Regions from separate parts of the Mus musculus genome. Here all the other regions are linked to region 1. A link is a loop called in an ENCODE intact Hi-C map of the cell type or tissue named here. Cell type or tissue: heart. All regions are shown on one strand. Each heading gives the region's core, and the rest is flanking DNA. Links, peaks and the distances in the headings are about the cores only. Region 1 overlaps Tmem270 (transmembrane protein 270). Region 2 has its middle 36 kb from the start of Fzd9. Region 3 holds the start of Eln (elastin). Region 4 overlaps Eln (elastin). Region 5 overlaps Clip2 (CAP-GLY domain containing linker protein 2). Region 6 has its middle 11 kb from the start of Eif4h. Region 7 overlaps Clip2 (CAP-GLY domain containing linker protein 2).

Region 1 (4,493 bases), core at 229-4,228:
CAGTCACACAAATGTGTGTGTTGCTAAAATCCCTTCCATGGAGGAGTGTGACCATCTTATTCCCCTCTTCCCAAGGTACCACTGACAAACCAAAGTTCTACCCAGAGAACTAATAAGTTTATTAGGTTTTCCTATACAGTTTGAGCAAAGGACTATGGGCTCACAAGAATGGGTGACCACAAAGCAGCTACCCTGGAAGGTCTGCATGCAATGTGACAATGCAGCTTGACGATGTCTCCCTTGTGACCATAGAGTTGACATCCCCTTCCCGTAGTCTTCCCCAGCCTGTGTACTCCAGCCTTCCCAAAGCCATGTGCCGTAAGGGCAGGGCTGTGTACAAACGGCTGAAAATAAGGTGAGAGGATCCAGTGAGCCTTCCCTGCCCTCCCATCTATGAGGGACCACCAGCAGTGAACCAGCACGGCCATGGGAATCTTTTGCACACAGACACAAAAGATGGTTGGTTGTTCAGCTTGGACGATAGTCCTGCAGTGAGCTGAGGGGCAGGGGCTGGAGCAGCAACAGGAAGGATACGCTAGTCCTTTCTCCCAAACCCTGGTCCCAGGCAACCAGGGTCTTTAAAGGCCTGGGGTATTTATCTCCAAGGCTCTAAAGCAAATGCAGTGATATCTTGGGGCCAGGGATCCCAGAGATCAGATCCCATGTAGCTATGTAAAGATCCAGTGGGCCGGGATGTATATACCAGAGGTCTGCCTAAGCAGTCTGCAGGTAGACTAGCTATCAGATGGGGCACTCAAGAGCAAAGCCTGAAGGGGCCTCCAGAGCCGGGATTGGTGGTTCAGGCCCGTTATCCCAGCTATTGGGAGATTGAGAAAGGACTGCAGTTTCAGGGCCTGCATGGACCAATTGCTGAGACTCTATCTCAAAGTAAAAGGAGCCCAGAGTGATGACACACACCTTTAATCCTAGCACTAAGGAGGCTGAGGCAGGCAGGTCTCTGTCTACATTGTGAGTTCCAGACCAGCCAGGGCTATGTCATCTCAAAAAACAAACAACATCAATAATAAACTAAAAACAGGGGTCTGGAGATGTAGATGGCCAGCTGGTCTGGCGAAATCAGTGACCTTCAGGTGCAAGGAGAGAGGTGGAGAGTCATAAAGGGGACACCCAGTGTCAACCTCCTGCCACCACATGCATGTCTGCACATGTGCACACATAATGAACTCATGCCACACGGAAGCAGGGGAGCTAGTAAAAAAAAAACAATTGCCAGTGTCAGTCCCACAGAGAGACAGTCTCACCTCAGTTCAATGCCAGGGCTGGTTCCACCCTGGCCCCCAGCCCCACTCTGCTTACACTGTGCCCCCCCCACACACCCTACTCAGACCTTTGTCACCTTCCTCTCCCTTCTTGGGTTTTGAACTCCTCTCCACCTGTATTTTGCTGTTTCTGTCTCAATGCTGAGGCCTTAACCCTGGTTCCTGGCAGCTCAAGCACTTTCACGGGTTTGGTACCCAGGTCCTCCCAATAAGTTGTGGGTGCTCTGGAACCCAGAAGAGACTGCCCTTTAATCAGGGGCCTGTAGGTCATTCCACAGGCTCCAGCCACGTTGAACAAAAAGAGCCCACTCAGGTCTCTCGAAGGCAGGTAAGTTGCTTCTTGTATTTGGAGGAAGAACGTGGAAGACACATCTAACCTAGACCATTTACAGTCATAAGGGAGGCACTAGCTGCCCTGAAGATGAGGAACAGGGTGAGGCTGGGGAACGTAGGTTCTCTGAACCTCACACACACACACACACACACACACACACACTCACACAGATGCCAGGTCTTGAGCTAGGGAAAGGGGTGATAGGTGACGGCTGACCCTCAGGAAATCAGCCCCTCCTCTTTCCTCATACGCATCACTCATCTAAGGCCAGGACTCTGCAGAGCCTGGGTGAGCCTGGGTCTGAAGGAGCCTGCCTTTGCCAGTGAGAGGCTGAGGAGACTGGAGAAGTCTTCCCTTGCCTGGGGGAGGTTGATAGTCTGTGCTATGACGTTTCTGGAAAGAGAAAAGAGCAAACGAATGCATGTGTGTGGGGGGAGCAGGATGGGTAGATGGGGGTGGGATGGGGGATACATTTGGGGATAGACAGATGGATTTAGGAGCAAAGGGATGGAAGAATGAATTTGGGGTGTATGGATGGATGGGTGGGTGGGTGAGGGGGTAACTGAACTTTTGGATGTATAGAAGGATAGATGGATGAATTTGAGGTGTTTGGAAGGATGGTTAAATGGGTGAATTTTGAGTGGATGGAGGGATGGGTAGATAGAGGGAAGGAGAAAGGAGGGAAGGAGGGGGAGAGGGAAGGAGGGATGGAAAGATGGAGGGATGGATGAATAGAGGGAGAGAGGGGAAGGGAGGGAGAGATGGGGGAGAGAGGAGCAGAGAGGTGAGGGAGGGAGAAGGGAGGGAGGGAGGGAAAGGTGGGAAGAAGGGAAGGAGGAGAGAGAGGTCCTCTGGATAGTCGGCGGGTGTGTATATGTAGCGGTGAGCATGCAGACCCATTCCTATATGTGGGTGAATGGATAAGCTACTTTCAGACTTTAGGAGAGCTACTCCAAAATTTTGCCTACATCTCTAAACTGTGAGCTCCTGGCACCCCCAAGAGGTCAGAGCCTCTAACTGCCCAGCTCCCTTTAAATCCCTAGGGAGCTAAGGACCAGGGGCATAGATTTAGACATAGCAACCTGGGAAACAAAGCCATCTGGAGACCTGAGCCGACGCTGACACATTTCATGACCTTGGGAATGTCCGATCTCAGAGGCCCAGTTTTCTAGTGTGGAAAATGAGAGTCAAGCCAGATGCTAGGGTTGCTAGGAGACGAACTAAACGATATGTAAAGTGTCAGAGGAGGTTGATGCCTGACACCTGAGAGGCACGTGAGGAATGTGATTTCCTTCCAGAAGTGCTGAGCCTGGGATTTCACCCCTGTGCGCTCACAAGCACAGGTACACAGATGCACATGTGCACACATGGCACAGAATAGACTTCCACAGAATAGCGAGGCAAAAAGATGGTGAGTCGGAGGGGCAGGTGGGGGACACATTTATTCTCCAGGGGTTTCAGGCTGGGGTGGGAGGGGTCCAGACTCAGTGGTGGAGGATTCTGGAATTAAGAACTGAGGCGGGGGCCCCGAGGTCTCCTGGGATTTGACTTCCTGGGCCTGGGCCAGTTGGGTTGTGTGTTCAAAGGCAGCTTGAAGCAGGTGGGAAGCAAGGCAGGTCGTCCAAGTGACAAGATAGGCCAGGTTCCAGGAAGTGAGTGTGGTCCTGTGTTCCACCCACAGGTAGAGGCGTCTCAGCAGGGCCGGGGCTTCCAGCAACACAGAATTCTGCAGGAGGGTCCGGCCAGGCAAGAGCATTGGTAAGGACTGGAAGGATGGCTCAAGTCGGCCAAGTTTGAGCCCCGGCCCCAGCCCTAGCATTGTGGAAGAAAAGAAACAAACCCTGATGCTGACACCCACTTGTGTGCAACATGCAAATTTTTTTAAGTAACATTCTATGAGCCTGGTGGTGGGAGCGCACCCCTTTGATCCTCAGCACTTGGGAGGCAGAGGCAAGCAGAGCTGTAAGAATTCAAAGCCAGCCTGGTCTACAGATGGAGTTCTGGGACAGCCAGGGCTTCTTAAAGAGACTTTCTGGAGAAAAAAGTTAAAAGCAATGTTGTACGGGGCTGTAGAGATGGGTTTGCGGCTAAGAGCAAATACTGCTCTCGCAGAGGACTCCAGTTTGATCTCTATTAACCACATTAGGTAATGTAGGTACAAGCTCACAACTGCCTGTCACTACAGCTACAGAGGATCTAATGCCCTCTTCTGGCTTCCTGCCATACACACACACACACATGCACACACACACACACACACACACACACACATTAATAATAATAATTTAAGAGAGACAGACAGACAGCATGTTAAGTGGCCCCCAGGACCTTCCCATGGCCAGTACTGACCAGCTGTGGCCACACCCAAAGTCCCCAAGCTCATCAGCCTGCATCCCTGTTAACCCACCTGACTGGGCAGCCAGCCCAGACTAAAGTGATGGGCTTTCTGCATCAGCTTCCAGGTTAGCAGCAGCAGCAGCAAAGCTACCAGCATCAGGCTGTGCAGGCAGGATAGAAACAGGTCCCTGAAGGTGGCTGGAGACAGACCGAGAGGTTCACAGACACAGAGATGCCCCAGGGCCAACCTCACAGTACGAGTGCAGCACAGCCCGACTCTGTATGCCAGCCTGGGTCCCCAGAGCAGCAGCCACATGGGGACCCACAGCAATGTTAGTCCAGCTCGAAGGGCCAAACTCAGAGCACAGGTTATGATGACTTCCGGAAGCTGGCGGGCCTGGTCACTGCCTGAACCCCGGGCTTCCTGGGCCAGCCCCAACACCCAGTGCTGAAAGATGGCCATCTTCAGGAGCAGAAAGCGGTACAAGTGAGTGCGGTTCTGGATCAGCTGTAGGAAGATGGGGACACCAGTGTCACCAACC
Region 2 (4,493 bases), core at 193-4,192, 390 kb after region 1:
CATGCCTCCCTGCCCCCCCCCCCCCACTCCTCACTGGGGATCACTGTCTCTTCCCTCTCTTCTTTGAAACAGGGTATTTGTTTATGTTTTTTAGAGACAGGGTTTCTCTGTGTAGCCCTGGCTGTCCTGGAACTCACTCTGTAGACCAGGCTGGCCTTGAACTCACAGAGATCCACCTACCTCTGCCTCCCTGAGTGCTGGGATTAAAGACGTACACCACCACCCATCAGATAGGACCTTGATAAGTTACACAGGCTAGCCTTGAACTTGTTCTCCTGCCAAGGCAGGTCTTGAACCTGAATCCCTTCCATTCCAGCTCCTTTAATAGCTGTGACTACAAGCCTGCATCACCAGGTCCATCCCATAAGAGGTTCCCAGTAGACAAAAGCCTTGCTGGGACCTAGGCTGAGTGAGGATGTATGGAGCTATCTTACTAGTGGCTTCTATGATGCCCCATTCTAGACTCTCCAAAAGAGATCTGAGATTCTCCATCACTGTCCCAAGTCTGCAGCCACCTTGGGTTTCAGGGACAGCAGAGCTTTGAAGACAGGATCGCCAAGGATGAGATCAGCTTCCGAGCAGACACAGTCACCTGAACCAGTGTGTCCCCTCAAACAATGACTTCTGAGGATCACCTCACAGAGCTGAGACATTGATCCACCAGACTATGCTCTGGCCAGGCCTGCTTAACCACGCCTGCCTGCTACTTACCCTGATTCTTTCTCATATTAAACCTAAAGCTCATGTCAGTACCCCCAAAACAGTCTTGGGATTGCCAGCCTCCTTATCTGTCTCTCTTTCACATACAAAACTTGGTTCAAGCTCTCTGCTTTCTCCCAGCATTCTCTTTAATTGCACTGGGAAGGTAGCCAAGGCTAGTTTCAAGCAAGGGCTTTAGCCACGGGGGTCTTGTGAGCTCCGAGGGGCTTTTCTTAGAAAGAGGCTCAGCTTGCAAAGTGCTTGCCACACAAGCATGAGGACCTAAGGTTGATTCCCAGAGCCTAGGTTAAAAAGTCAGGCATTGTGGCTTGTGCTTGTAACCCCAGCATGGGGGAGGCAGAGAGAGGCAAATCGCAGGAGTTTGCTGGCCAGCCTGTCTGCCCAAAGCCATGAACTTTAGTTTCAGTGAGAGGTCGCATCTCAGGAGATAAGATGGAGCTGTGTGTGGTGGTGTACACCTTTAAGATCAGCACTATGAGCCGCGAGTGGTGGCGCACGCCTTTAATCCCAGCACTCGGGAGGCAGAGGCAGGCAGGTTTCTGAGTTCAAGGCCAGCCTGGTCTACAGAGTAAGTTCCAGGACAGCCAGGGCTATACGGAGAAACCCTGTCTTGAAAAACCAAAAATAAAAAAACAAAACAAAAAAAGATCAGCACTATGAAAGCAGAGGGAGGTGGATCTCTGAGATTGAGGCCATCCTGGCCTTTACAGCAAGTTATAGGCAGCCAGAGTGAGGTTCTGTCTTTTATAAAAGTCACCGGCCAGATGGTGGTGGCGTACGCCTTTAATGTCAGCACTCAGGAGGCAGAGGCAGGCAAATCTGAGTTCAAGGCCAGCCTGGTCTACAGAGTGAGTTCAGGAAGGCCAGGGCTATATACTAAGACCCTGTCTCAAAAATTTTTTTTTCTCCAGAGTGCCGGAGGAATGAGCCCCTGTCTGTATTTTGTCTGTGGAGGGAGGGGTACACTGGAGTCAGGACACACACTGTACCCTTGTGTGGGGCCAGCCTCTATTACCACCCAGGTCCCCTCTCTGACCCTGGAACCATTTCATTCCAGCAGTGTGGAGATCACATCCCTGACTGGGCCCTGCTGTCAGCAATGTTCTGCCTGTGGTATAGTGAGCATCCCAGGGGTCAATGGCTGCGACTGACAGCATGACGTGGGCTATGTCGCCCCCTATCGTCTGATGCGCTCCGCAAGAGCCAGTTTGATCCTTGTGGACTGGGTTCTGAGAGCTCAAATCCTTATTTCTCTCTCTGTCTCATTGTCTGTCTGTCTCTGTCTCTGTCTCTCTGCCTGTGGTGTGTGCATGTATGCTATGTATCCCATGTTGGGGTGCAGGAGTTGTTTCCACCACGCTGGCCCTGTGGCTGGAACTCAAGATGACCAGGCTTGGCCACATGTGCCGATGCCCTGTGTGAACTCACAGTCCTTCAAATTCCGTTTTTGAAAGAGAGAAGAAAGACTGAGGGAGGAGGGTAGAAAGCCTGAGGCTACGCTGGGCAAATGAGACTCTATGTTAATATAAAAAACACAAAGAAGGGCTGACTGGGTGTGTAGCTTAGCTGTAGGAATTTCCCAACATGCACAAGGTCCTCGATTTCAGTGCCCAGCAGTGGATAATAACCACCAAACCAGCAACTGGTGGAGCGATGGGATCCGAGGGCTGGGGTGTGTTTCAATGTAGAACACTGGCGAGCACGGGTGGGTGCTTAACCCTAAGCACTTGTACTCTCTTCAGACCCACCTGTGCCACAGACCTTCCTTCCCTGGGACTCAGAGGCTAATTCTAAAGTGACCCTGGGGATCCGTTCCACTGTGGCTAGAGCAAGGCCTGGGAGGGGTCATCCCTACTGTGTCTGCCTAGGAAGATGGTTCTGGAAGCTTCCGGTCCATTCTAAGGCAGCCTTTTCCACCCTAGGTGAGTGTGGCCACACAATGGTGGCAGGCTGAGCACTGCAGAGCCCAGACCTCTGGCTGCCCAGAGGTGGTGAGAGACACCCATTATCTGTTCCCACATTACCAGGGAGTCTGGCTATGTGGCATCCACACGGACACATTTCACAAGAACACACATACAAAGCATGAAGCATGGAGAAGGAGACAACACGCTGGGAGCTAGAAAGGGGATATCAAAGCCCTGGAACCCACCTTACCTGAGAAGGGTGGATAGCTGGAAACGGTGGGGGCATGCCTGTCATCCCTGCTACTGGGAAGGCTGAGGCAGGAAGATTTCAAGTTCAAGGCTTATCTTGGCTACAGAATGAGTTCCAGGCCAGCATAGGCAACTTAGGAGACTCTGCCTAGCAAAGGAGAGTTTAAAAAAAAAAAAGGCTGAGTTGAGATATAACTTAGTAGCAGAAAAGCTGCCTAGAATCCCCCAGAAAGGGGCTGGGGGTGTGGCTCAGTGGTAGAGCCCCTGCCTAGAATCCCCCAGTGAGGGGCTGGGGGCGTGGCTCAGTGGTAGAGCCCCTGCCTAGAATCCCCCAGTGAGGGGCTGGGGGTGTGGCTCAGTGGTAGAGCCCCTGCCTAGAATCCCCCAGTGAGGGGAAACTAAAAGAGGAAATTGTAACGAAGTCACCTTGACTATGCTGGATAGCCTTGCATGCTCTCTGGTTCAGGTATCAGAGGAGCAGCTGATGTCAGGGCAGGGAGACACGAGGGACCTCGCAATGCTTACTGAAGTGCTTGTGTGAGGACAACTGGGGGAGCCATTCTGCTGCATTCAGCAGGAAGAAAATCACAAGGGCACCTCTAGCAGGTGCTTCACACTGTACCCAGCTGTATCAGTGACCTAACCGAGACCTCCCCCTTATCCTTGAACAGATGTGAAGCATTCTCTGGGGTAGCCATGCTATGATTTCTTTTCCCAGTTCCTCGGAAGAATTTGAAGTCTTCTTTCTTTTTTTTTTTTAATATTTTTTATTACATATTTTCCTCAATTACATTTCCAATGCTATCCCAAAAGTCCCCCATACCCTCCCCCCCACTTCCCTACCCACCCATTCCCATTTTTTTGGCCCTGGCATTCCCCTGTACTGGGGCATATAAAGTTTGCGTGTCCAATGGGCCTCTCTTTCCAGTGATGGCCGACTAGGCCATCTTTTGATACATATGCAGCTAGAGTCAAGAGCTCCGGGGTACTGGTTAGTTCATAATGTTGTTCCACCTATAGGGTTGCAGATCCCTTTAGCTCCTTGGGTGCTTTCTCTAGCTCCTCCATTGAATTTGAAGTTTTCTGTCCTATTGCTTCTCCAGCCATGGTTGAGCTAGCCACTGTGACAAGACACCTGCCATAAACAAAGATGGCTTACACTGGTTCATGTTCCAGGGACCTTAGAGCATGGTCAGCTGGGCCTGGGCAGAGGTAAGCAGGTGGCAGCTGGATGGCAGGATGCAGCAGAGCTGCTCATTTCATGGTGGCCAGAGACAGGGCCAAGCTAGTCCCAATGGGGGGGGGGGAAGCTAGTCCCAATTGGGGGGGGGCGCATTCTCCCAACCAGGCTTCCCCTCGTATAAGCTCTTCAGCTATGAACTCATCGGTGGGTTGACAAGGGTGACTTGGTGCCCTCCTGATCTATTCTCTTCTCAGGAGTGCCCTAGCTGGGACCTGAGACTTCCACACGGGAGCTTTTCCACCCAAAGGACACATCCAAATAGGGACAATGGTACAGGGTGAGCATCCTTTTAGCCCAGTGTCACTGTTTTAGGAGATTCTTGGAAATGGTGATGCTGGGTTATATTCTGAGTGTGTCTTCTTATATTTAAAATA
Region 3 (4,493 bases), core at 293-4,292, 150 kb before region 1:
TGACCCAGAGACACTGCTCTTTAATGGGTCCTCCCGTTGGTACCCACAAACCTCAGTCTCGTTCCAGCCCTGGAACTCTTGTTCTACAGTGGGCTCCTAGCCCCCAGCAAGTAAGTCTCATGGGACAGATGCTGTTCTTATTCAGTCTCTGACCACAGCCCTGTCCAACCCCGCCCTGTAGCCTCCTGTCCCCAGTCCAAGTTCAGGTTCCCACAACAATGAGGTCTCTTAGGGAAACCAGACCCCAGCAGATGGTTCATAGGTTCACACCTCTTTCCCCACAGCTGGATGCACCTTTCATCTGGGAGCAGACTCCTTCCTCCCCATAACCCAACATGCCCGGTCAGGATACATATCAGATGACCAAAAGGATACCTTGAGGCTCAGCCTCTGATACCAGCCATGTCCTGATTGCCAGGAGATGGGCACTTTCCCCAGCTCACGCTCTGGCCTGTATTCCATCTCAGCAAACCCTCATACAGGCATGGACTCGCTCACGCTCACACACACACAGTGACGTCCTACACCTGGGCACCAGACGTCTTTAGGACATTTTTTTTTTAAGACAGCCTGATAGAACCCAAATGGCTCACTAGGTAGCCAATGATGTCTTGAATTCCTGATCCTCCGATGACCACCACACAGGTATGTGTCACCACGCCCACCTAGTTTACTCAGAGCTTTGAGAATGTTTAGCATGCCTTCCATCAACAGGGACGTCCTCAACCCTCCTGGTTGCTCTTGAGACGGGGTCTGGTTGGCTTTGAACTTACATGTTGGGGGTCACAGGTGTGGCTCACCACGCCCAGCTGGGTGTTGGACTTTGGCAGATCCCATCACACAACTTCACGGTTTGCCTCCCTGTACCTCCATCTGTCTAGGAACGGACTTGTGAACAGACCTTCATACCATCCCAGACACATTTCCTTCAGGGACATGCTTGGCTAGAACCTCACACTGACACCTGTGCAACATAGTATGAAACACACACGGGCGCATACACACACACACACACACACACACACACACACACACACACACACACAGAATCCGAACATCTCCAAGCAAAGACAAACCAGGATTGTCTCTCCCCAGGCTGGTATGTACACAGGTGTGCACAGGTATGCAAACTGCCACCACCACTGGAAAGTACTCAGGTGACTCAGAGGACCCCTTCGAGCTTGGACAGGAGGTAGGGACCATCCTGACTGGCGGGAGTGTAGCTTTGACAGGACCCCTAACACGGAGCTGGCTCCCAAGAGGAGACAGTTCCCAGAACCCTCCCTGTCTCGAGGAGGGGGGATCTGGAGCTGAAGGGCTCATCCATCTCCGGGATTCCCCATCAGTCTTGCCACCTGGCCGGCAGGGTCCCGCAGATTGTGGACAGCGTGGGACCAGCGAGGGGCAGCGTGGGACCGGCGAGGGGCCCCTTACCTCCAGGCTGCGCGGGATGGAGGAGGTTGAGCAAGAGGATCAGCAAGACGCCAGGCTGCGGGACTACCGCTGTCAGACCCGCCATCTCGGGGAGGACTGCCCCAGCCTGCTCTCAGCGCCTCGTTTTATCCCCAAAGCGTAATTGCTGCCTGGTAGGCTGCTGTGAGGGAAGGAGGGAGGGAGAGAGGGCGGGTGAGAGGAGGGCGGGAGGAGGGGGAGCTGGGGGAGGGGGCCGCGGGGGAGGGGGCAATTACGAAAGGCCAGACTTGCAAGCCTCCTAGGCTGAATCTGCCTCGACTATGGGTCTATTTTCCTGCACACACACACACACACACACACACACACACACACACACACACACACTGACGCGCGCGTGCTCTGCCCCCCCCCCCCCCCATCGCTTTCCCGCTTTCCCTCTGTAGCTGTTTGCTTGCTCCTGGCCCTGTTCCCGCCAGAAAGTGCAAGGGGGGCCTTTGCCAGGACAGCCCTCTGGAGAGGAAGCAGGAGGGAGGGCCCAGGCAGCCCGGCCAAAAAATCCCAGCCCTAGCCAAGGCTGGAGTAGCCAGGCCCCCGCCCCTCTGCCTGGGCCCCAGGCCCAGTGTGGGGACACAGGCCAGCTGTCCCGCGCCTCAGCTCCCACCCTGGTCCTGCAGACACCCCAACACCCCCAAGCCTGGCTAGAGACAGGCTTTACCCAAAACTGGGTTAGGTAGGTTGATGGGGCTAAGGGAGTCTGCCTATAGAGTTCAAGGTCTGCGAGCAGAATTGTCTGGGAGAGAGAATAGGATAGACATGGTACCGTGGGGGCATTTTAGGAACAGATTAGAGACCTTGACATACGATCTAGTTCATCATGGTTGAGACAGGTCTTAGCCATCTGTTTGAAGCCTGGGAAAGGGTGTTGGATCTATGGGTCTATGGTTGCAGAGACCAAGGGGCTGAGGTCAGGCGAGTGGCTTGGGAGTGAGAGCCATGTATTTAGTGTCTCCCTAGGGCTCAAAGATGATCCTTGCATAAGGTGTTGGTTGGTTCTGTAAGGGCCACGAGCACAGCTTTGCACCGCCCCTGAGCAAGGCACAGTGTCCAACAGAGGTCATACTGGGTCTTAGGTGCCTGGTAGGGAACATGGAGGTGGGAGCTCTGTGCAGGTGACTATTAACTCAGTATTCTCCTTCTTGCTTGTTCACCACCTGTCCAATGCTCTCACTTGCATCTGGAAACTGATTCTCTTGGAGGCTCTGGGAAGGCTTGATGATGCTATTCCTCTACTGGCCAGAAGGGGGCAGCCTATGCTGAACCAGCAGAGAGCCCTCCAGGAAAGCTTGCGATCAGTGCCCTGGCCACCCTGTCCCTGAGCATATGGAGATCCTGTAAGGCTTTAAGGAATGTGAAGTGTAGGTCAGAGAAAGATTATGTCATTCTCAGACTCCTGAGTGTATGTGGAGTACTGTAGGACAGGAGAGGGAGATGGTTGCTTGCTGTATACAGGTCATAGTTGGTTAGAAGAAAAAGTCTAGGCCATAGGTCCTAGAGTCTTTCTCTTGTAGGGGGTGGTGCAGAGGGGTGAGTTAAAGATGTCTTATCAGATGTCTTATACAGTACAGGGCATAGAGGAGTCTGCAGAGATGACAGCATTGGCGGAGGTGGGGGTGGGAGATCAAAGGCAGGTGGCTTAGGTGGACCTGGGCTAATTTTTGGTTCTCTTGTCTTGGTGCTCTTGTGTTTCTTCTTCTTCTTCTTCTTCTTCTTCTTCTTCTTCTTCTTCTTCTTCTTCTTCTTCTTCTTCTTCTTCTTCTTCTTCTTCTTCTTCTTCTTCTTCTTCTTCTTCTTCTTCTTCTTCTCCTCCTCCTCCTCCTCCTCCTCCTCCTCCTCCTCCTCCTTCTCCTTCTCCTTCTCCTTCTCCTTCTTCTTCTCCTCCTTCTCCTCCTCCTCCTCCTTCTCTTTCTCCTCCTCCTCCTTCTTCTTTTCTTCTCCTTCATTTCCTCCTCCTCCTCTTTTTCCTCTTCTCCCTCTCCTACTTTTCTTCCTCTTCCTCCTTCTCTCTTCTTTCTATCCTCCTTCATTTCCTCTCTCCTTCCTTCTATTTCTTCCCCATAATTCCCTTTACTCTTTCCTTTCTCCCCCTCCTATGTCTTCCTCTTCATTCTTCCCCCTTCCTTCCTTCCTTCCTTCCTTCCTTCCTTCCTTCCTTCCTTCCTTCCTTTCTTCCTTCCTTCCTGCCTTTCTCCTTCTGTCTCCTTTCCCCTCCCTTCTCTCTTTCCTTACTTCTTTTTCCCTCTCTCCCGTTCCTCTCTTCCTCCATTTCTTCCAAGATGCTCACAGTCTCACTATATAACCCAGGCTGGCCTTGAACCCCAGAGCCTCCTGACTCAGCCTCCTGAGCATTGGGATAATTGTGTACCTCTGTAGAGCTCGCTTGTCTCATCTGTTTGCTGATGCCAGCTATCCTTAACTAGGAAACTCAGCACAAAGACAAGGAAAGCTTGGGCACACGTTTCTACCCTGAGCCCAGAAGTGTTCTGTATCCATTTGGTACCAACAGTATCATGGCTGAAGCTAGGTCTACAATCTCTGCCCCCGTTTGTGGTGTAGCTGTCTGGCTCAACAGAGCCTCTACTGTGTCAGTCTGAGATCTTAGACAATTTCCCCCATCCCATGATCTACCACCCAAGACATCACCAGAATTTTGGAAAAGGGAGACATGATAGGAGGATCATCTCAGAGCTTGGCACGGCGCTTGTGCGGCGGGAGCAGGAGGTCGTAGTGTTCAGTTCCATTGTGTGTGTATGTGCCATGGCATGCATGTGGGGATCAGAGGAGCTTGCAGGAATGGGCTCACTGCTCCCTCCAAGCGGGTCCTGGGACTTGAACTCAGGTCATCAGGCTCTCCAGGAAGCTTCCTTTACTCCCTGAACCATCTTCATGACTGGAGGATAGAGTGATACCAGCCTGAGTTAAATAGCATGCTCCAGGTTAGCTTGGGCTGCTTTGCAATACCTGATCTTATAGAGCAAAAGACATGGGTATAGTGGTGCATTCTTGGAATCTCAGCACTTGGG
Region 4 (4,493 bases), core at 206-4,205, 190 kb before region 1:
TAGAGCGATTTTTCCATCTACAGACCTCACGTGAATTTAGTTTCCAGAACCCCACTGATTGTCCCCCAGAGCCAAGCAGATCTGAGAACAATACAAGAGTTAGCCATACCTCCACCTGGGAATGGCCTGGCTCCTAGGACACCTCCAAGGCCAGCAGCACCTGGGGAGAGGACAGAGGGGCGTCAGAGTGGACACAAGGCTGCTGGCACTCTGGACAAGACCTTCAGGGGTACCATGAGACAGGCAGGTGTGGGTTGTGGTAATGGGGGTACAAGCCTGTTGGAGACAGGGAGGCCACAGGGGAACTCACCATATTTGGCTGCCTTAGCAGCTGCAGCAGGGGACACACCTGGAGGAAACAGGAGAGTTCAGCAAAGCCACCTCTCTCTCCCACTCCAGCCCACTTAGCTGATCAGCATCTGCCCCTGAGTTGTCCACCCATATCCACATCCCACCATTCCACCATCCCTCCTCCTTCACACCCATCTTTCTAATAGTCTCTGTCTCTGCCTTTCTCTCTCTCTGGTGCTAGGAATGAACTCCAGGATCTAATGCATGCTAGTGTCCTACCATTCAGTAATGCTCTTCTAGCTCTTCACTGGGGATTCTAGGCAGGGGCTCTCCCACTGAGCCACATACCTAGCCCCTCACTGGGGGATTCTAGGCAAGCACTCTCGTACTGATCACGCCCTCAGCCCTTCATTCTAGGAAGCATTCTACCTCTAAGCCATACTCCCAACCCCTCACAGGGGGATTTTAGGCAAGTGCACTACCAGTGGACCTTAAGCTGCTATTATATGTCTAGTCTTGGGGCATACCGCACACAGGGTAGTTTAGGTAGGGAGACACAATGGCAGAGAGAGGAGAGAGAGAAGCACACATCCACCGTGATGGTAGAGACTTTAGGGAAGTAATTCCTCTCCAGAATGAGAAATGGGTCTGACTATAATATGCTAATAAGCCCTCACCTGGTGGGTTGACAGAGAGGAGAAGACAGGTGTTTAGGTACCTCTGTGTCAGCAGGCAGCCTGGTTCCTGCTTGCTTAAGCTCTCTACCCCTTTGCTTTCAGACATGATCTAACATATCCTAGGCTGACCTTGCACTCACTAAGTAGCTCAGGTTAGCCTTCAACTCATGATCCTCCTGCCTTCGCTTCCTGAGTGCTGGATGACAGTCTGTTTGTCTTCATACCGGCTTTGGTACGCCTCTTTCTCCTTCTCACTTACTCCTTAACTCCAAGGCCTGCAGCTTACCTCCACCAGCTCCCAGTCCACCGGCTCCCAGTCCACCAGCTCCCAGTCCACCGGCTCCCAGTCCACCAGCTCCCAGTCCACCGGCTCCCAGTCCACCGGCCCCCAGTCCACCGGCTCCCAATCCTCCGGCTCCACCAAGGCCTGAGTGAGGGGAGACCCATGCATTACACACACTGTCAGAAGACTCTCATTAAGACCCTGTTGGCAAGGGGTCTCTGAGCTCCCAGTCATCTCTGGGATTCCCAATGGCCAGAAAGTGGCTGGGCCCCAGGGGCTTAGGGATTGGCCAGGGAAGCTGAACTCTTGCTTACCATACTGGGCAGCCTTAGCAGCAGCTTTGGCAGCAGCAGCGGCAGCAGCAGGGGGTGCAGCTCCTGGGAACACAGGGACTCAAGGAGGAACTGCATGGGAGTCTCAGGCTCCATTGCCAGCCAACCCATTTTGGGGACAGCAAAAACATACCTGCTACTCTACCGGGAACACCAGCCCCACCAAGTCCTCCAGGTCCACCGAGACCTCCAGGGCCACCGAGACCTCCAGGGCCACCAAGGCCACCTGCTGCTCCTGTGGAGAGAGGACCCTTAAGGGACAGTACCCATATTTTCATTTGTCGTTTGAAGACCAGATCACTTATAGCTCATGTTGGCTTTGGGTTTTCTGCATGGCTGAGGATGGCTTAGAACTCTTGACCCTCCTGCTTTCATCTCCTAAGTACAGGAGTTTATAGGCATATGCTATATATATATATATATGCCTAGAACTTTGTTCTTTTGACTTTTGTTTTTCTGTTTTTTGTTTTTTGTTTTTTTGTTTTTGTTTTTGTTTTTGTTTTTATTTCCCTAAGACAGGGTTTCTCTGTATAGCCCTGGTTGTCCTGGAACTCAGGCTGTAGACTGGGCTAGCTTTGAACTCAGAGATATACCTGCCTCTGCCTTATAAATGCTGGGATTAAAAGTACCACCACCACCCAGCTACTTTTTTTCTTTTTTAAAAGATTTATTTATTTATTTTATGTATATGAATACACTGTAGCTGTCTTCAGACAGGCCAGAAGAGGGCATCGGATCCCATTACAGATGATTGCTGGGAATTGAACTTAGGACCTCTGGAGTCAGAGCTGGACTTTAGAGGAGTCAGTGCTCTGAATCACGGAGCCATCTCTCCAGCCCCTACTTTTTTCTTTTCTTTTCTTTTTGTCCTAGTGAGATGGTCTCACTAAGTTGCTGAGACGGACCTAGAACTCATGACCTATTGATCCCATTTCAGCTTCCTGACTGCTAGGATGACAGGTAGCATCCTACCTTCAGAGTCCTATTTTTCAAAGATGTGTTCATACCCTAGGGACATAAGGCAGAAATGCAACCTAGACCTGTGGGACTCTAGGCAAGTTCTCTACCAGTGAATCGCAAACCCAGCCCCTCACTGGGGAATTCTAGGCAGGGGCTCTACCACTGAGCCACGCCCCCAGCCCTTCATTGGGGGATTCTAGGCAGGGGCTCTACCACTGAGCCATGTCTTCAAGCCCTTTGCTTGGGAATCTCAGGCAGGCACTCATCTTTCTTTGGATTATTCTTTTCTGAGTCAGGCTCTCGCTCTTTAGGCCATGCTACCTTTGAACCTGAGATTCTCCTGCCTCAGCCTTTGAAAAGCTGGCTTCCAGGTGTGGTCTGCCATTCTAGGCAGTCATACCAGTTTTACCGATGAGAAGGTTGAGGTAAGGAAGGGGTTAAACAGAATGCTGTGTTCAAGGTCCTAAGGGCAGGAAAGGCCCCAGTGGCTGCTCTTCCAGGAGAGCCTTAGTGCGTTTCCCTGGTAAAGTCTGTTGACTAGGGCCAAGAGCAGCTGGCACAGAACCTGAGAGGAAGCTGTGGGTGACCAGGGGCTGTGTGTGTGTGTGTGTGTGTGTGTGTGTGTAGCTGAGGAATGGGATTTTCCGAGGTGGAAATTGGCCTCAAGTAGATAAACTGTGGCCAGTTGGCGCATCCCTGGCAGAGGCCCCCCTGCCTGCCTCTTGAGGAGGCCAGGAATGTGGGGGTCACAGACAGTGTGGGTCTGGCTAGAGTGCCAAGTGGCAAGGCACGCGGGTCTGCCACGTCCTCCAGGCTGGAGTGTATTGGGCAAAGTCATGCTGACAGGAAAGGAGGAAGGAGGCCTGGGGATGCCTGCACAAGGAATATCCATAACCCCACAGCTCCTTGGCCAAAGGGCGGAGTGGAGCGGGGGCTGAAGCTGCCCAGTCTTGTAGGACCAACATCAGTGACATTCCCTCTGTTCCACAGAAACTGTCAGGGTCGGAGTGGAGCTTGGAGTTAGGAGTTGTTGTGGGTGAGACAGGGTATATATAATACAGCCCAGGTTGGCTTTGGACTCTCCCTGTAGCCAAGGGTAACCTCCTGGCTCCACTCTCCAGGAGCTGGGATTATAGGTGTGTACCACCATGTCAGGCACAGCAGGCGTGTTTGGCTGCCACACGGGGGTTAATGGGCAAGTGGTAGGACTATGGCTGTCATTCAGATGTCCCTCAGAATGACTGCTCAGCCCTATACTGTCAAGGCTGGTGGGAGTGACAAGGGGACCAGTTGATGTGTAGCACTCACCATATTTAGCAGCTTTGGATGCAGCCAGCGATCCAGGTACTGTGGAAAAAAGGAAAGCGGTCAGCTGCTGAGTTCTGGACCTGGGGTTCTGTAACCTCTTCCAGGAAGCCCATCCTGACTTCTTCTATCTAGATCATATGTTTTAAAGCCCTGAAACTCTATAGCACTCTAGCCAGGGGGCGGGGAGGGGTCACTTGTAGATACAGGGCTCCAGTATTTTACCCTGACATTGTACAACTGGGACTCTTATGCTTGTCCCTTCTTATACCCTCTAGGCCCAGTGTTGCCTTACTGTGACTGGGCCCATAGTGAGGTTCAGCAGTCACATGATGAAGAACTGGGGTTCCTAGTGACATCCTTGTCCTAGTGCATTTTCAGAAAGATAACAGACTGGCCTGGAGAAAGAAACTTCTACCTTCCTTTCTGTGGGTGTTAGGTGGGCTCTTTTAACTGGTCTACAGCCTCGTTATACCTCCCTCTAAAACCTTACATTCTGGAGTTGTTGGGCATCCCCTCCCTCTCGTACTACCCCATTTGCTCTATTTCTGCTTGGTACTGGAAATAGAACCCAGGACCTCACCCATGCTAGGCAGGGACTCTACCCCTGAGCCATATTCCGGCCTCTCACTGGGGGTTTCTAGG
Region 5 (4,000 bases), core at 1-4,000, 400 kb before region 1:
GAGCATGTCCATCTGGGATGTCAAGGCTGTCACCTCTTTGTCCCTCTTGTTCAGCTTGTCCTGCAGGCCTAGGAGAGAAAGGAGAGATGGGGACCCATGAACACCCAAAGTGTGGGCAAGAGGTGAACCTTCCTCAAGGAGTCCTAAAAGGGGTCATACTCAGCCTCTAGGTGAAAGTCTTTTCTCATCTTCTGAGCCACTGCCCAGAGGAAGAGGAAGACCCAGTAGTAAGTGGTTTAGGGAACATGGATCCTCACCTCTTTAGCCTCCTCAAGCAAAGGATGGAGGAACAGTGGAATAAAGATGGTGGCCACAGAACCAGAAAGAGGATCCTGTGTTGGATTGCTTTGCAAGACCATCAGGACAATGTTTTAAAAAAATACTGATGGCTCTCAAGTTAATTAGTTTATCTATCAGCAATCTCTTTCATATAGCCCAGGCTGCCTCAAACATATTACATAGCTGAGGATAGCCCTGAACTTCTGTTCCTCCGGCCTCTACTTCCCATGTGCTAGGATCACAGACATGCATCACCAGGTCCAGTTGTATATGGTGCTGGGGATAGAACCCAGGGTTTCATGCATGCTAGACAAGCACTGTACCAAGCCGCACCCCCAACCCCCAACTTATATCTACTTTCCTTGAAATAGAATTTTGAGGGCTGGAGAGATGGCTCAGTGGTTAAGAGCGCTGACTGCTCTTCCAGAGGTCCTGAGTTCAATTCCCAGCAACCACACGGTGGCTCACATCCATCTGTAATGGGATCTGATGCTCTCTTCTGGTGTGTCTACAGACAGCTACAGTGTGCTCACATAAATAAAATTAATAAATAAATCTTAAAAAACAAAGAATTTTGAGATATAGTCCAAGTTAAACTTGAACTCATGGGAATCCTATCCCACATGACTATTTTTTGAGACAAGGTCTCAATATATAGCCCAGGCTAGCCTTGAACTCACGGCAGTCTTGCCTAAGCTTCCCTAGAATTGGGACTATAAGCATGTGCGTGGCTAGTTTATGTATGATTTTGGGGGAAATGGGGGTTTGAAACAGGCTTCCTGTGTGTAGCCCTGGCTGTCCTGGAACTCATTCTGTAGACCAGGCTAGCTGCCTCTGCCTCTGGGTACTGGGATTAAAGGTGTATGCCATCACACCAGCTTATATCTAACTTTTATTTATATGATATAATTTATATACTCTAATCCTAACATTATTTATCTAATTTTTAAAAATAAGGTAAACACCAAATAAGTTACAAAAGCCAGCACTAGGCACAAAGGCTTCTGTTTTCTAGAGGGACGGGACTGTCACCAAGGTAAGAGCAATTGACCACTTGTAGTCCGAAGCTCCTGAGATTTGCAATTTGACCCCTACATCCTTTGGTTTTTCCCTTTCTATAAATATCCCAGACAGGGAAGGTAGCCCTTTACCTTTAAACGTTTCCAAATTCCATTAATTTTACTGTGTAGATGTGTGTGTGTACTACAGCTTGAAGGTGACAGTTAGAGGACGACTTGCAGACGTCCAGTCCCCTCTGCCACCATGTGCCACCGGAGATGGGACTCAACTCGTCAACCTCGACAGCGAGCCTTTTACCCACAGAGCCATCTCAACAGTGCATGGAAAACAGTTTTTGTTTGTCTGCTTCTTTTTTTTTTTTTTCTTTGAGACAGGGTTTCTCTGTACAGCCATGGCTGTCCTGGAACTCACTCTGTAGATCAAGCTGGCCTTGAACTCAGAGATCTGCTGCCTTTGACACCCAGGAGCTGGGAATAAAGGTATGTGCCATGGCCTCCAGGTATGAAGGTGGTTCTTGAATCTCGGATATACCTCTTCCTTCCCTGATCCCATGACACTCACTCCTGGAGGGGTGATTACATACAGCAGGCGCTCACTGAGTCGCTGATGGCAGACCTCGTGACTCAGCTCCAAGGTGGCATCCAGCTAGCTTTCCACAAAGCCTGACTCCTACCCGAGGCTACTCACCCTCTACAGTCTCCTTCATCCGAATTGTCTCCTCAGAAAGGTCACTGGATTCGATCACCTGAAAGAACAGTCCTGTAAGGGGACATGCCTGCCATACCACCCAGGCCACACCTCCACCTGTGAAAAGGGGCCCTGGGGATGCAGGGACCCAATGCGCCAGCAGGGGGAGCAGACACACTTGGATCCCTCTCCTTGAGAAAAGGGAAGCTCCCACTTGGCTTCCAGCTGCCTTGTAAGAATTCCCCTGCTGCCCCTGAACTGCTATTTTGGGGAGCAAGGAGCAGAGGGTGAAACTTGGGACCTTTTTCATATTAGGTAAGTGTTCTACCACTTAGCCACACCCCCAGCCCCTCACTGGGGGATTCTAGGCAGGTGCTCTACCACTGAGCCACGCCCCCAGCCCCTCACTGGGGGATTCTAGGCAGGGGCTCTACCAATGAGCCACGCCCCCAGCCCCTCACTGGGGGATTCTAGGCAGGGGCTCTACCAATGAGCCACGCCCCCAGCCCCTCACTGGGGGATTCTAGGCAGGGGCTCTACCAATGAGCCACGCCCCCAGCCCCTCACTGGGGGATTCTAGGCAGGGGCTCTACCACTGAGCCATGCCCCAGTCCCTCCCTGGGGGATTCTAGGCAGGGGCTCTACCACTGAGCCACGCCCCCAGCTCTTCAATCATAAAACAAGCACTCAATGTGTACAACAGAGCCTGGATGGCCCATCTAGGGCCAGCTCATCTAGGGACTTAACTGCCTTGCCTTCTTCATAATACTTAGTAGTAAACTCAGAAGCCAAGGAAGAAAACATTGATTGGAAAAGAAAACCCGGTGAGCCAGGAAGCTGACTCACTTGGTAAAAGGCAAGCAGTGGGGCTGGAGTCTGGGCCCCAGAGCCCACATAAAAAAAGGCTGGACACCACAATGGTGCACAGTTGTAATCCAAGCATTGGGAACCAGAAGCAGGCCGATCCTTGGTGATGAGTGGCCAACCATTCAACCTAGCCTACCTATGTCACGTGCTCCAGACCAGTCCAAAAAAATAAAAAGTTGGTACAAAAAGGTTGACCTCTGACCTCCACACATATGCACACCATAGACGCATGTGCACACACGTGAGCATGCACACACATACATACACACATGTATCAGCAAGGTGGAGTATGGTGACTCAGATCTGTAATCTTAGCACCTGAGAGTTAAAGACAAGAGGATAGAGAATTTAGGGTTCTCCTCGGCTACAGAGCGAGTTTGAGGGCAGCCTGGGCTATGCAAGACCCTATCTCAGACAAACAAATAAGGAAAAAAAAAAAAAGTTCCTTCCTGAGAGAAAGAAACAAGGCAGGAAGATGTCTTTTCTTCTAAGACCTGGAGCTACAGATACTTGATTCCCTAAACACCACACTGCGAGAGATACCGTGAATGGATTAGAGAGTCAAGCTCCTAGCTGACCCCTTGTAAGGGTATTTTAAATGAGTTACTGGGGGCTGGAGACACGGTTCAGCAGTTAAGAGTGTGCACTGCGCTTGCAGATTACTTGAGTGTAATTCCCAGCACACAAGCCAGGTGGCTCACAGCCACTCGGAACTCCAGCTCCAGGGTACAGGAAGCCCTGGCCTCCATGGGCATTGGGTATGCAACATGTGCATATCTGTGCATGGTTAAACACAATAAACCTCGAAATGGACCAGTGCACGATATGGAGCACAGAGCCAGTTAAAACATCCTTCTGGGCTTGCTAGAACGAACGGGGCTCTCTACACTCCCTGACATCCCTCAGGGACCAACGGGGCATGCTCATCTGGGGCAAGGACCATAAAGGTAGGCATTTCTAGACTTGGGACAAAGCGGGTCATGGTGGCTGTGACCTTTCTAGAGGCTAAAGGGACATCTTCGTGTCCCTGGATAGGTGTCTGATGAGACAAGGATCTGGGAGGCACAGTTTCTGTGCCTTTCTTGTGGGTGGTACCTGAGTGCCAGGTACAGAGAGCAAAAGCGGCTCTGGGCAGCCCTAGCCACAG
Region 6 (4,493 bases), core at 264-4,263, 250 kb before region 1:
TTTTGTAAGACAATTCTCATTATGTTTTACTGATGGGCTTCAAACTCCCATTCTTCTGCAAGTGTTCTTCTCACTCTGAGGAACCATTGCTCCGGGGGCAGGGGTGGGGACGCTTCCTGGACTCTGGTGACCTGTTCCAAGCTGAGATGTAGTGCCCTCTCTGGATCCCAGTGGATGTTTGGCTTTGCTGGATGAGGGGCACTGAGTCCTCTGACCAGGAGTATTCCAGGGTCGGGGAGGGGCAGCAGAAGAGTGCAGGCGCAGTTCTCTAAGGAAACAGGAAACAGCAGCACAGACAAGCGGTGTCTAAAAGAATTTTATAAGTTGGATGTGGGGTTACATGTCTAGAGTCCTAGCTATGGGGGAGGCAGAGGGAAGAGGATTGAAAGTTGGAGGCCACCCTGGGCTATACAGTGAGACTCTAGCTCAAAAACAAAGAGTTGGGATGTAGAACAATGGTAGAACCCCTGCCTAGAATCCCCTAGTGAGGGGCTGGGGGGCGTGGCTCAGTGGTAGAGCCCCTGCCTAGAATCCCCCAGGGAGGGGCTGAGGGCGTGGCTCAGTGGTAGAGCCCCTGCCTAGAATCCCCCAGTGAGGGGCTGGGGGCGTGGCTCAGTGGTAGAGCCCCTGCCTAGAATCCCCCAGGGAGGGGCTGAGGGCGTGGCTCAGTGGTAGAGCCCCTGCCTAGAATCCCTCAGGGAGAGGCTGGGGGCGTGGCTCAAGCTATAGAGCAGCTGCCTAAGAATTTCCTGTCATGGGTTTGGAGGCATGCCCTGCTTAGGAGAGAGAGACAGTCACACACACACACACACACACACACACACATACACACACACACAGATATTAAAAATTTTAAATTCTATCATTCTCCCTATAACAAAATGGTCTTTGTCTTCTTTCTCTTTCTTTTCTTTCTTTCTTTCTTTTTTTCTTTCTTTCTTTCTTTCTTTCTTTCTTTCTTTCTTTCTTTCTTTCTTTCTCCTTTCCTCCCTTCCCTTCCCTTCTCTTTCCCTTCCTCTCTCCCTCTTTCTTTCTTTCTTTCTTTCTTTCTTTCTTTCTTTCTTTCTTTCTTTCTTTCTTTCTCCCTTCCCTTCCCTTTCCCTTCCTCTTCCTTTCTTTTCCTTCCTTCCTTCCTTCCTTCCTTCCTTCCTTCCTTCCTTCCTTTCTTCCTTCCTTCCTTCCTTCCTTCCTTCCTTTCTTTCTTTCTTTCTTTCTTTCTTTCTTTCTTTCTTTCTTTCTTTCTTTCTTTCTTTCTTTCTTTCTTTCCCTGAGGCAGGGTTCCACTGTGTGGCCCTGGCTGTCCTGAAACTCACTCTGTATAAACCAGGCTGGCCTCAAATTCAGAGATCCACCTGCCTCTGCCTCCCAAGTGCTGGGATTAAAGGTGTGTGTCACCACACAGCATGTTTGATTCTTTTAAAAATTCTTTACTTATGTCGGGCGTGGTGGCACAATCAGGGCTCTTAACTGCTGTGCCATCTCTCTAGCCCCAAGAAATTCGTAACTGGTTGTGATCAATTAGTTGTAAACACCACTACTCTCAGTGAACACTCTCCCCGTTGGGGAATTGAACCCTGGTCTCTCCTGTGACAGGCGGGAATACTGACCACTATACTAATAAGGATAAGGTCTTTTTTTTTTTTTTTTTAGTTTTTCGAGACAGGGTTTCTCTGTGTAGCCCAGGCTGTCCTGGAACTCACTTTGTAGACCAGGCTGGCCTCGAACTCAGAAATCTGCCTGCCTCTGCCTCCCAAGTGCTGAGATTAAAGGCATGCACCACCACCACCTGGCACTCTTTTGTTTTTTAAAATTTATTTGTATAATCTTTTGTCTGCATGAACATCCCATGTGGTTGCTGGGATTTGAACTCAGGACCTCTGGAAGAGTAGTCAGTGCTTTCGACCACGGAGCCATCCTCTCCATAAATCAAGGATTTACTTCGCTTAGAACTGTGGAGCTTCAGATGTTAGACCCATTGTGGCTCAGCTCTGGTGAAAATCTGATAATACCTGGTGTCAGAAAAGTGGGAGCACATGCGAGAGTGGCCAGGGTAGAAGAGGGACAGAGTGGGTGCCAGGCTCCCCTGTAACAGCTGCTCTCTCAGGAACTGCTCTAATCTCTTCCAAGAGTGGTGCCTCAGAGACTTGATTACCTTCTGAGAGGTCCTAGTTCTTAAAGATTGTACTGCTCTGCTGGACATGGTAGGCCATGTCTATTATAGCTTTCAACAGGTAGAGGTAATAGGCTATGGTGGGAGGCAGAGACAGGAAGATCTCTGTAGCTAGGGCTATGTAGTGAGACGCTTTCTCCCCCCCCCCAACCCCTCCCCCCCAAAAAAAGAGGCTGAGGCCAAGGCCATCCTGGGCCAAATACTGACACCCTATAAATGAACAAATCAAATCATAAAAATGTACCTAGAGGCCAGGGCAGTGGTGGCGCACACTTTTAATCCCAACATTGAGGCAGAGGCAGGTGAATCTCTGCATTCAAGGTCAGCCTGGTCTACAGAGTGAGTTCTAGGAGAGTCAAGGCTACACACAGAAACCCTGACTCAAAAAAACAGAACTTTTTTTTTTTTGAGGGGCTGGCTTTTTTTGGGGGGGTTTAGCTGTTCTAGAGGATGAAGGTTCCATTCCCAGCTGCCACCATGGCTGCTGCTATCCATCTGCAACTCCAGCTCCAAGGGATCCGCCGCCCTCTTCTGGTCTCTGAGGGCACTGCAGGCACTTGCATACACGCAGGCAAAACACATAAACACATACATACAAAATAAGAAAATTCTTTAAAAGAAAATGAAACGTCTTTATTTTGTTTTTTTTTTTTTTTAAAGATTTATTTATTTATTATATGTAAGTACACTGTAGCTGTCTTCAGACACTCCAGAAGAGGGCGTCAGATCTTGTTACAGATGGTTGTGAGCCACCATGTGGTTGCTGGGATTTGAACTCTGGACCTTCGGAAGAGCAGTCGGGTGCTCTTACCCACTGAGCCATCTCACCAGCCCCTTTATTTTGTTTTTGTTTTTGATTTTTGTTTTTGTTTTTTTTTTTTGGACACAGTGTCCCACTATGTTGCCCTGGGTAGCCTGGAGTTTGCTATGTAGGTCAGACTGGCTTCAGATTCAGAGATTCATCTATCTCTGGAGAGAGTGGTTTGGATTAATGGCATGTATAAACTTCTAACATATTACTTTTTGTTATTGGGAGAGGCACACGTTGTCACATTATGCATATGAACGTTAGAGGAATTGGTTCTCTCTCCCCACCATGTGTGTCTCAGGGATGGAACTCGGGTTTGGCAGCCAGCTCCTTTACCTACTGAACCATCTCACTCAACCAAGTTACCCATTACTGCATTCGCTCAGATAATCAATAGATATTCTAATCCCCCTCCTTATGCCAAGTCACAGCAATCCTAAATCCCTCAGGATAATGGAGTCAGAATCCCTAGGAGTAAGGAGAGTGTTCTCTGTAGGGCTGGTGTTCAGAACCTCTAGGGAAAGATGTTTATGGGCATGGTGGTGTCCGCCTGTAATCTCAGCAGTCCAGAAGCCGAGGCAGGAGGGTCCCATCTTCTAGGCCAATGTAGGCTACAACTTGAGTCCCTGTGTTAATATGAACACACCGACCAACCCAGAATCCAGTGTGCTTTATAGCTTGTACTCAGATCTCTGACGAGAGCTACAGGCATGCTGCCTGTGTGTTGTAAAGTGTTGGGCATGTGGCCAAACGCTTGCTGTTTGTAGAGCCATTCAAAGGATTCCTGGAAAACTCAAAGGAAGTTTGTTCTCTCTTCATCTTCCAGGTCACCTAAGTGCCTGCTAGCGTGAGAAGGTGGGTGGGAGGGAGTGGTAAGACAAATGGTCGTTCCAAAGTGAGGTTGTGAAATTGTCCTCGAGCTTGAACCGCTGTGACTGTGCCAATGTAAGTAGGATGCTGATACCCAGAGCACAGAGCATCTGAGAGCAGCTTGTTACCATCCACAGCTGCCTGCGACCAGGCATGGGTGGGAGCCAGTGCTAGAAATCTGTAAGGATAGCTTGGGCTGGCCCTTCCTGCTTTCCTTCCTTCCCTCCCATCCCCTTCCCCTTCCCCTTCCCCTTCCCCTTCCTTCCTTTCTTCCTTCCTTCCTTCCTCCCTCCCTCCCTCCCTCCCTCCCTTCCTCCCTCCTCTCCCTCTCTCTCCCTCCCTACTTCCTTTCAGCTTACACAAAGCAGGTTATTGAAAGAAAATAATCTGAGCAGTCCTGTTCATAGAGCAATCACAATGACCATTCCCCCACCTTCCAGTGCTATCAGAGGGGATGGAAGTGACATTTTCAATCCCCCCCCCCATTTTCATCCCTGATTGAAGCAAGATCTCTGAGGGTTGATTGGGCTCCAGGTCCAGAGGGATTGGTTGTTTCCTCCTGTGGTCCAGAGGTTAATACACAGGGACAGGGATGGTACATCATTGGACCACATCCTGGGCTGCCTCCCTGGCTGGGGGAGGAGA
Region 7 (4,000 bases), core at 1-4,000, 410 kb before region 1:
ACTTTCCAACTTCTTCAAGCCCTAGAACCTAAGACCCACCACTCCATCCTTACTGCAGCCCTTCTGTTCTAACCCAGAGTCAACTGGTACCCACTATTTTTCTCTTCCAAGTCCATGTGACACCCCCCTCCCCCAACTGAGCCTGGCTCCTTACAAGTGTCTCCTCTCTCCTCCACCACAATGGTTAGAGTCCACACACCCCACTCTGGTCTCCAACCAAAGCATTCCAAGACACTCGTGTCGGGCCCCGTCTCCTTAATGCTCAGCCCAGCCTGGGCCTTTAGGCCAAGCTCAGAGTTTCTGTGCAGATCTCCCTGATTCTCAGGGCCCCATACTCTTCACATATCTTTTGTTTTGTTTTGTTTTTTGAGACAGGTTTCTCTGTGTAGCCTTGGCTGTCCTAGAACTCACTCTGTAGACCAGGCTGTCCTCAAACTCAGAAATCCACCTGCCTCTGCCTCCCAAGTGCTGGGATTAAAGGCATGCGCCATCACGCCCAGCGCTTTTTCATGTATCTTCTAGCTTTCCACTATGCTTTTCCAAGTGCGGGGCTGGTCTACCAGCACAGAGCTCCAGGTAAAAATCTGAGCTTCCCTTTACCTGTGCCCAACACTTCTGGGAAATCTGCCTTGTCTTTGTCTCCTTCTGTGGCACAGAGTCATAGAGGCCACAAGTACCCTGTGGTGCACATGTGAGCTGGCATTTAACCAGCCAGACACAAAACACTGGCAGAGCAGCTAGGCCTGATAACCCCATACCTAGGAGCAGATATGAAACCAGATGGGTCCCATATGGCTTAAAAAGCTCTGTTTCAGATACAGAGTCTGATGTAGCCCAGGCTAGCATAGAACTTGCTATGTAGCTGAGGATAGCCTTGAACATCTGATCTTCCTACATCCACATCCCCGGTGCTGAGATTACAGGCACAGGACACTACATCTGATTTTACGTAGTGCTGGGGACAGAACCCAGGGCTCTACTCACACAGTCTATCAATTGAGTCACCTCCTCTCAGCTCTCTAAGCATCCTTTATTATTCCACCTTCGCCTAACCCATGGATCCCTCCAGGGCCAGAAACAACACATCTAACCCCCAAGCCCCAAAGTGTGGGGGTAAAAAGAGGCCCATTCTCTTTGATCCACCCAATCCATATGCCAGAGGTGGCCAGAGACGGCTGGAACATCGGGCTGTAAATGTGAAACAGAAAGGAAAGAGGTGGGACCAGCTCTGTCCTACGCTGCCAATAAGTCCATTCTCACTCACTCACTGCAACTCAGCTCAAAGTCCAGTAGTTTCCACCGGAGAAGGCGCTTCAGGGCCCTGAGTTGAACCTCTCGCCTCTCTACTGACAGAACCCCACACGCTACTTAACAAGGAGCCCAGACCCTGGTTTCTGGTTAGATAACTAACCTGGTTTCTGGTTAGATACTCCCTGCATGTATTTTTTAATCCTCTATGCATGACTGGCTCTGGACAGAGCAGACTCTTTCATGTAGGGACATCTCTGGTGACGATGTCTAAAAAGGGGCTATGGCCCTTCATCTGCTCCGTGCTTGAGATCCTGGAGGACTGAATTTTCAACCCCCCACTGTGACTCTAGGAGATCGCTGGTCTCCTCGGCCTGGCAGCAGGACAGCCCTGGCAAACCCTTCTCCCCGCCCCCACCTCCTGCCTGCACATACCAGCCCGGTCAGCTTCTCACGCAGGCCCCGGATGTCATCCTTCAGTTTCTGTTCCTTTATCCGCCATTCAGCTTTGTGTACTTCACGGCTCAGGTCTCTCTCGGGCCCTGGGGAGTGGCGATTGGCTTCTAACAGCAACACCCTCAGCTCGTTCAGACTCCTGGAGTGGGCAGATAGTCACATCAATTCTGCAACTCTGTAGTATGAGCCATTGGACTGGAGGTTCACTACCACCAGGGGGCGCCAGCCACAAGGCAATGGTAACCAGAGCCAAGCAAGAAGGATGTGGCATGGGTCAACCACACCCAAGAGGAATAGCTTTTGGATGTGGGATGATCAAGAGGACTTAGCTGATCTTAGAGCTTTGGGGTTTTTTGTTTCTTCTTTGGATATTTACTTTTGTTTTCTGTATAAGGGTGTCTGGTCTTCGTGTATGCCTGTGTACCATACTCATGCTTGGTATCCTCTGAGGCCAGAAGATTGTGTCGGACCCTTTGGAACTAGAGGTGTAGATGCTTGTGAACCACTGTGTAGGTGCTGGGAATCAATCTGAGATCATATGGAGGAGCAGATATCTCCCCAGACTCAACACATTTTTTTTTTTTTCGAGACAGGGTTTCTCTGTATAGCCCTGGCTGTCCTGGAACTCACTCTGTAGACCAGGCTGGCCTCGAACTCAGAAATCCGCCTGCCTCTGCCTCCCGAGTGCTGGGGTTAAAGGCGTGCCGTGCGCCACCACGCCCGGATTTCAACACGTTTTTTTAGACTTTTTTTTTTTTCCCCTTTTCCCTTTTTGTTTTGAGGCAGAGTTTCATGAAGCCTGGACTGGCCTCCAACTCTATGTAATACCTTGAATTCCTGACCCTCCTGTCTCCCCCTCCTGAGTTTGAGGATTACAGTCACAGCCATTATGTCTGATGTACGTGGTGCTGGGCACAGAATTCAGATGTCCTGCGTGCCGGGAAGGCTCTCTACCAACAGAGTCACATCCCACAGCCTCGGGGGAACCTCTTGACCTCTTGAATACTGAGATCACATGCACGATCGTGCTCAGCGACCCGGCTGGATTTAGAGGTAAATGAGATCATTATTTCCAAGTCAGAGAGGCCAGGCAAGATACCTCAGTGGGTCAAGGTGCTTGCCACCAAGGCTGAGGACCTAAGTTCGATCCCTGGGGCCCATACAGTGGAAAAAGAGAGCGGACTCCAGCAAGTTACATCTTCTGTCCCCACACACATTTTTATAGCATGTACAACTTCCCATAGGCAAATAAAATAAAACAGAACAAAAACGAACCTGAAAACCATGTTGTTACTTATGCTGGATTAACTGGGCACGGGGCCTCACCCCTACAGTCCCAGCACATGGAAAGCTGAGGAAGGAGGACTAGGGAACTCAAGGCAAGCCTCGGGTATGCAGGGAGAGCTTGTCCCCAGAAAACAGAAGTTAGGGCTGGAGAAACAGCTCAGTGGATCAGAGCATTGGCTGCTCTTTCAGAGGACCTGGGTTTGATTCGCAGCTCTCAGATGGATGCTTGCAGCCATCTGTAAGCCCAGATCCAGGGGATCTGAGGTCCCCTTCTGGTTTTCACAGGCAGCTGAATACACACAGTGCATATTCAGGCACACACACAATCATAAATAAACAAATCTTCAACACACACACACACACACTCATCTCTATCACGTGCTGCTTGCAGCGTTGCAGTTAGAACTCTGAGGGGCTGGAGAGATGGCTCAGCGGTTAAGAGCACTTAATGCTCTTGCAGGAGAATCAGGTTGGCTTCCTAGTGCCCACGGGTTGCCTCACAACCATCTGCAATTCAACTTCCCAGGGATCTGATCTCCTGACCTCTGAGAGTACCAGGCACAACTTAGGACACACAGACACACACACAGGCAAAACACTCATATTCATAAAAGAATCACATCTAAAAAGATTAAAATAATAATGATGGTAATAGAAATAAGAAAAAAGAAAAGATCTCTGCAACCTCAGAGGCCGAGTCCCGGGCGCTCACCTCTCTTTCCGCAGCAACTCCTGGCTGATGTGGACCAGCTGGCCGGAGGCATCGTGGGTCTTCCGAGACACAGCCTCCAGCTCTGCCTCTAGGCGCCTCTTCTCCTTCAGGAGAGAATCTATCTTCTTCTCTCCTGATTTGCACTTGTTTTCTAGAGCTGGGGGAAGCGGCAGGGAACGGAGAGAGTTCAAACACAGATGGAAACTGGGGGTGTGGCTCAGTGTGTAGAGCCCTGGCCCCAGCAAATCAGAGGCCCTGGGTTCTATTCCCAGCACCACTTAAACTGGAGTGATACCA

What was found. Peaks named below come from ENCODE experiments on the same cell type or tissue, not always from the same donor. Only the 100,000 strongest peaks of a DNase experiment are listed, where the experiment ranks them.
Region 2: a loop joins it to region 1, with 6 times the contacts of the local background. A loop is called at or near these places in 8 of 42 quality-filtered maps.
Region 3: it touches region 1 in a loop (6-fold over the local background); 19 of 42 quality-filtered maps call a loop at or near these places.
Region 4: it touches region 1 in a loop (6-fold over the local background); 4 of 42 quality-filtered maps call a loop at or near these places.
Region 5: a loop joins it to region 1, with 7 times the contacts of the local background. A loop is called at or near these places in 12 of 42 quality-filtered maps.
Region 6: it touches region 1 in a loop (3-fold over the local background); 3 of 42 quality-filtered maps call a loop at or near these places.
Region 7: it touches region 1 in a loop (6-fold over the local background); 12 of 42 quality-filtered maps call a loop at or near these places.

The regions. Positions count from the first base shown.
Region 1 is chr5:134,898,556-134,903,048 of GRCm38, forward strand. It overlaps Tmem270 (transmembrane protein 270), which reads right to left. Exons shown (of 3, transcript NM_194065.3): 2 at 4,022-4,459; 3 at 3,038-3,340. The coding sequence ends at 3,056. Among named protein-coding and RNA genes, the nearest start is that of Tmem270, 5.9 kb to the right of the region's middle. In heart, for the core only: a CTCF peak has its summit at 2,625; DNase peaks (open chromatin) are centred at 2,660 and 3,216; H3K27ac peaks cover 521 bases.
Region 2 is chr5:135,284,541-135,289,033 of GRCm38, forward strand. No RefSeq gene overlaps it. Among named protein-coding and RNA genes, the nearest start is that of Fzd9, 36 kb to the left of the region's middle. In heart, for the core only: a CTCF peak has its summit at 1,911; a DNase peak (open chromatin) is centred at 1,861; H3K27me3 peaks cover 520 bases.
Region 3 is chr5:134,745,723-134,750,215 of GRCm38, forward strand. Eln (elastin) reads right to left here and starts at 1,601. Exons shown (of 37, transcript NM_007925.4): 1 at 1,435-1,601. The coding sequence starts at 1,519. Gm30003 (a long non-coding RNA gene) reads left to right here. Exons shown (of 4, transcript XR_868587.3): 1 at 1-1,586. In heart, for the core only: a CTCF peak has its summit at 2,704 (motif pointing right); DNase peaks (open chromatin) are centred at 679, 1,419, 1,949 and 2,619; H3K4me3 peaks cover 1,230 bases; H3K27ac peaks cover 1,398 bases; H3K27me3 peaks cover 1,179 bases.
Region 4 is chr5:134,706,256-134,710,748 of GRCm38, forward strand. It overlaps Eln (elastin), which reads right to left. Exons shown (of 37, transcript NM_007925.4): 28 at 3,852-3,890; 29 at 1,717-1,818; 30 at 1,566-1,628; 31 at 1,255-1,395; 32 at 311-349; 33 at 110-160. Among named protein-coding and RNA genes, the nearest start is that of Limk1, 20 kb to the left of the region's middle. In heart, for the core only: a CTCF peak has its summit at 2,303 (motif pointing right); a DNase peak (open chromatin) is centred at 3,216; H3K27me3 peaks cover 1,675 bases.
Region 5 is chr5:134,498,106-134,502,105 of GRCm38, forward strand. Clip2 (CAP-GLY domain containing linker protein 2) reads right to left here. Exons shown (of 17, transcript NM_009990.3): 11 at 1,987-2,044; 12 at 1-68. Among named protein-coding and RNA genes, the nearest start is that of Gtf2ird1, 43 kb to the left of the region's middle. In heart, for the core only: CTCF peaks have their summits at 2,139 (motif pointing right) and 3,538; a DNase peak (open chromatin) is centred at 2,136.
Region 6 is chr5:134,648,433-134,652,925 of GRCm38, forward strand. No RefSeq gene overlaps it. Among named protein-coding and RNA genes, the nearest start is that of Eif4h, 11 kb to the left of the region's middle. In heart, for the core only: a CTCF peak has its summit at 2,716 (motif pointing left); a DNase peak (open chromatin) is centred at 723.
Region 7 is chr5:134,492,526-134,496,525 of GRCm38, forward strand. It overlaps Clip2 (CAP-GLY domain containing linker protein 2), which reads right to left. Exons shown (of 17, transcript NM_009990.3): 13 at 3,704-3,860; 14 at 1,684-1,843. Among named protein-coding and RNA genes, the nearest start is that of Gtf2ird1, 38 kb to the left of the region's middle. In heart, for the core only: a CTCF peak has its summit at 1,920 (motif pointing right); a DNase peak (open chromatin) is centred at 1,916.